Regions from separate parts of the Homo sapiens genome. Here region 1 is linked to region 2. Evidence: chromatin loops called from intact Hi-C (ENCODE). Cell type or tissue: transverse colon. All regions are shown on one strand.

Region 1 (2,500 bases), 88 kb before region 2:
CTCTGAACTTGGGAAGAGTTTGTTATTACTAGGATGAAGAGAATGAGACTCTGTAGAGGGGAGAATTGCATTTAGTAGGAGAGAAATACAGAGAATCTGAACAGTTCAGAGAATCTGGCTCTATCCCTGACCAAGTGGTTTTGACCAGGCCTGCAATACATTTGTAGCAATGACACCTTCCCCATAGGGCTGTCCATAGACTGCGTGAGACCCTGTGTGGATGCTGCAAGCACAGGGGTGCCCTCAAAAGTAGCCAAGCTCACCAACACTCACGGGGGAGGCAGCATTGGAGACCAGCCTTATCAGGTGGGTGGCTTGTGACATGCACTTTTATTAAATGAGGCCATGGCAGGGCCGCAGCTAAGTCTCTGCAGTTTATGGTCTGCATGGTGTGCTGGCCGAGAGGACACCGGGGGCTGAAACCCAACCTGTGCTTGACTCATCACGCCCTCCGGGCTCTGGGACTGAAGCTGGCTGGGACATTGAAGGGGAAAGGGCACCTTGTTGAAATTTGTCCACCCAGAGGTCCTCTTTGTTAATTCTGCCTGGAGGGACTCTGAGTGTCAGTGGTGGCCCAGGGAGTTGAGCCTCTCCATAGTTCTCAATGCTTCACTCTCCGACGCGGAATTCTTGTTATAGCTGAAAATATCTGCAGGTCCCTGTCTATAAATGGAATAAGAATGGAGCAACTGCTGGAGATAAAAGGACGGAGAGCTTGGAGCCCTCCCTTCTCAAGCTTCCTTTCTTTTTCCTACATCAACCCTGCCACCTCCTTGCCAGCTCCACCCTCCCTCTCCCCACAGTCACCCCAGGGCTCCTTGCAACATCCTTTGAAACTCCTAGAGGAAGTAACCTCCCAGAGCTACCACTCTGGAGTTGCAGGCTAGAATTCTTTTCAGAGCAGCACGGAGTAACAGTCTTCAGACTTCAGGACTGAGACTCTCTGCATGGCAGTGGCTGGGAGGATCCAGTTTCCACGCCCTGCTGTATTTTTCAGGCCCCGCCTGTTCCTCATTTACCCCGTAAAAGTGCAGCCCTTCGCAGAAACATCTTGCGGTCGCTCGGGTCCCGGTGTCCTGGCCCAGAAATACCCTCTAGAGGGCGCTGTCACGCTGAGACCCGGGACAGGACGCACCGGCGCGAATCAGGGCCCCTCGCCACAGGGGAGTGTTGACAAATGGAAAATGAGTTAATACATACAACATTTTCAGCCGATAATAAGAGAGTTTTGTTGAAATTCTTGAGTGAATTCTCTTTATCTAAGGATAAGGTGATTTGAGTTTCAAAACAGTTCAAAATAAAGGAGAAAGGGACTTGGCTAGTCGGTTTCTTCACCTGATTTGACCCAGGCAGAAATTGAGTTATTAATAGCCATTTGATAGGCACTTCGCAGTTAATGGTGAAGCAAGACGGGATCAAGTTCTAGTTTCTACCCAATTAGAAATGCCCACTGGGTGAGAGGTCACCAGATACAAAGAAAAGGAACAGCAAGTCTTCTATGCTGAACACTGAATTTGAGCAGCCGACTTGTATAATGGTATTTTGCAAACACGACTTATTCCAAATTTATGGATAATTCGAAGTGCTTCGAAAATGAACAATGTCCAGGTTGATTATTGTTTTTGTTTACCGAGTGCTCTCTCTCCATGCCAGGGCCCTATGAGACATTTTCCATATTTTGTCCTACCGATCCTTGTAAGAAACACACAGGTGATTCTTAGCCTCAGTTTACACATGGAGGAGCTTTGAGAGATTAATGAACTGCCCTGGTCGTTTCAAAGTATTCTGATTTTTTCGCATGAATTGCTGATGGCTAAGGCTTTGCCATCTGGAAGTTCTACAATGGACTTTTGAGGCTTAGTATATTTGTCTTCAATATCATCTTGTTGGTTTTAGACCTGACGAGGTCCTTTCAGATTTTGATTTTGTTATCCAACATACTGATTTTGTGACTTTTAAAAATCTGACTGACTTGCTTTCTTTTCTTGACTTCTGTTGAATTTATAATTTTAAAATATAATTTTTCTATCCTCTTTTCTGTTTTTGCTCAGTTAATTCCATAATCACAGAACAAAATTATATTCTTTTAGTGGTTCTCCTTAGCTTTTGAAAACATACCTATAGGCTGGGCATGGGGGCTCATGCCTGTAATCCCAGCACTTTGGGCCGAGGCAGGCAGATTGTCTGAGGTCAGGAGTTCAAGATCAGCCTGGCCAACATGGCGAAACCCCATCTCTACTAAAAATACAAAAAAATAGCTGAGTGTTGTGGCGGGTGCCTGTATTCCCAGCTACTTGGGAGGCTGAGGAGGGAGAATCTCTTGAACCCGGGAGGTGGAGGTTGCAGTGAGCCAAGATCGTGCCATTGCACTCCAGTCTGGGTGACAGGGTGAGACTCTGTCTCAAAAAGAAAAGAAAAGAAAACATACCTGTATAACAAATATTGTCTAACACAGTTTGAATTTATTTATTACTTCTATACTCCTGCCAAACAGGGCCTA
Region 2 (2,500 bases):
TGTTTTGCCTCATGAATGCAGCATAATGACTGAGTCAGGTTATGTAGCTCTGACTATCACCAAATGGAATGACAAATTAGGATAAATAGCTACATTTCCACATTTGGAATTAGGTATTTTCTGTAAAGAGACAATTGACAGCACACACGAGCACATTTTTGGATTATGTAGTTTGATTAAGCACGAAAGTGTGACCAGAGATGATCAGTTCTACACATGGGTGAAACAGAAAGTGAAATAGGTCATTTGGCAGTTTCCTGCTTTTGTGTCTCAGAAAATTCATGCTGATTTCTTAGCAATTTCAATATCCGGTGCTCTGCCATTATCAGATGTCTGAGTTTCTTTATTTTCTTAAAAATGTCGTTGTTGAGAGTAGTCAAATACTTTACGTAATATATATAATCTTTATATAAAGTATATATACTTTGTAATTATATATAATCTTATATATAATCTTTATATAAAGTATATTATATATACTTTATATAATCTTATATATAGTCTTTAAAGTATATTATATATACTTTATATAATCTTATATATAATCTTTATATAAAGTATATTACATATACTTTATATAATCTCACTTGATGTAATTGACCTCTGATTTTGTCTTTCTTTTAATGTGTATCACGTGGTGGTATCCAGTAGCCTGGTAGATTGCAAAAGGACTGCCCCTCATCTTGCAGTTGCGGCCGAGGGAGGTCTGTCTAGTTCTTGCCCTCCACAGTCTTCCCTGTTCCATCCTTCGGAAAGGTAGAGGAGTTATTTTCCCCATTGGGATATATTCAATAATGAAAAATTTGATCTAACTCTTACTATAAGTCTATTTTACCATTAACCAAATTACTTATGAAGAAAATACCTGTAGATTATATGAAGTGAAAATTTTGATTTAACTTTTACAAATCGATTTCACTAACCAAATTACTTATGAAAAATATGTATATAGATTACTCTTTTCCTTTCGTTATAAGCATTTGTAGATGATCAGATTTTTTTTTTTTTTTAATTCCTAAATTTGACTCTCTGGAAATTATGGTTAAGCATATAATTTTACCTAATTCTGTGAAGTGCTTTGAAAATGAGAATAATGAAATATAGCTTGGGAATATGATCTTCTGTTTTCTGTCTCGGGTTGTTTGACAAATAAGTTTACAAGATATTTTTGGAATACCACTTTAATTTATTATAAACATTTAAGTAGTTTATTGGGCTGTCTGAATAATGGAGTCAGACACTTTCCACAGCATTTCTAGAACAGAATCTTGGAGAATGGCCTGGGCTGGGTCTCAGGCTGAGGATCAAAGGTTGGTGTGTTCACTCGATGTAGTCATCTCAGATTTCTGCCTTCATTCCCTCAGTTTTGACCTACCTACTTTGTGGACTTACATGGTTTACTTTGTAAGCCTTAGCAAATGAAGCTACGATTAATTTGTACGTGGAAAACCTTTTGTCTTTTTGATTAAAGATCCAGACCTCAGGATGTACTTCATTCAGAGGCTACATTTGCAGAAGAAAAGTCCGTTTAAAATGAGGAAAACAAAGTTGTTAATAGTTAAAACTAACTAGCCTTATTGGGACTGGCAAAAATACTGAAAACTTTGATAAGGCTAATAAATACCTTGTTTATGAACATCAGTCATTGACCTTGTAAGCTTACTTTTTTGAACAACCCTTGATCTTAAAATAATAATATTTCATGACGGAGCACTTTGGAGTCATCTTTCTGGTAAATCCCACTTGGCAGTGGGCCCCATTCCTGCGTCCTTTTTGGTCTGTCTGAATTCCCTCAGTGACGGTCGGCAGAAAGCGCATCTGTGTTTGTGCACGAGACCTTTGGAGAAGGGTTGCTGTGGCCTGAACGGGCAGCATTTATGGTGGTGGCCTGTTTGCTGTTGGGGAGGGACTTGCAGCAGACTTTCTCGTAGGGCTGGGCTCCTTATGCGTGAGTTGCACGCCTGAGTGCCTCTATGGGTTTTGTGGCTCGTGGCTTTTATGAAGGGACCAGAATGTTAGGAACTCTGGAGTTGGGAATTGCTGCAGGAGAACCGTGTTCCGCATTTCGTTCTTCTAGAGCAGAGGTTGGTAAAGCACGGCCCATGGGTCAAATCTGGTCCACCATCTGCCTCTGTCAGACTTTCCCGGGCATAGGCAGTTGGTTTACATACTGGCTGTGGCTGCTTTCACACCACCACAGCAGCGAGTGGTTGCGACAGACGTCGTAAAACCCGTAAAGCCCGAGATATCTGCCACTGGGCTCTTTACAGAAAATGTTTGCCGACCCCTGTTCGGAGCAAGCTTTGTCTAAAGGACTTTATTTCATTTAGTGACAGTGAGATAATTTATTGCTGCAAAGAACTTATAGCCAAATATGTTCTATTTTGTCTGGTGAAACAGAATGGCAAGAGCTTTTTAGATACTTTGAGGTTTGGGAACAGCACCGTTGAGGGTGAGAAGTTGGTTTTGATGGACTTATTCCATGATGATGCTGGAGAAA

The links. Hi-C counts contacts between places; a loop is a spot of excess contacts. Peaks named below come from ENCODE experiments on the same cell type or tissue, not always from the same donor. Only the 100,000 strongest peaks of a DNase experiment are listed, where the experiment ranks them.
Region 1: it touches region 2 in a loop (9-fold over the local background); 109 of 110 quality-filtered maps call a loop at or near these places.

What each region holds. Positions count from the first base shown.
Region 1 is chr2:11,687,502-11,690,001 of GRCh38, forward strand. It overlaps a transcript of LPIN1 not described here. Among named protein-coding and RNA genes, the nearest start is that of NTSR2, 19 kb to the left of the region's middle. RefSeq lists an enhancer at 410-909. In transverse colon, a CTCF peak has its summit at 1,107 (motif pointing right); a DNase peak (open chromatin) is centred at 1,070; H3K4me3 peaks cover 638 bases; H3K27ac peaks cover 841 bases.
Region 2 is chr2:11,775,438-11,777,937 of GRCh38, forward strand. LPIN1 (lipin 1) reads left to right here. Exons shown (of 21, transcript NM_001349206.2): 6 at 649-756. Among named protein-coding and RNA genes, the nearest start is that of MIR548S, 9.2 kb to the left of the region's middle. In transverse colon, no CTCF peak of the experiment used is centred here; no DNase peak of the experiment used is centred here.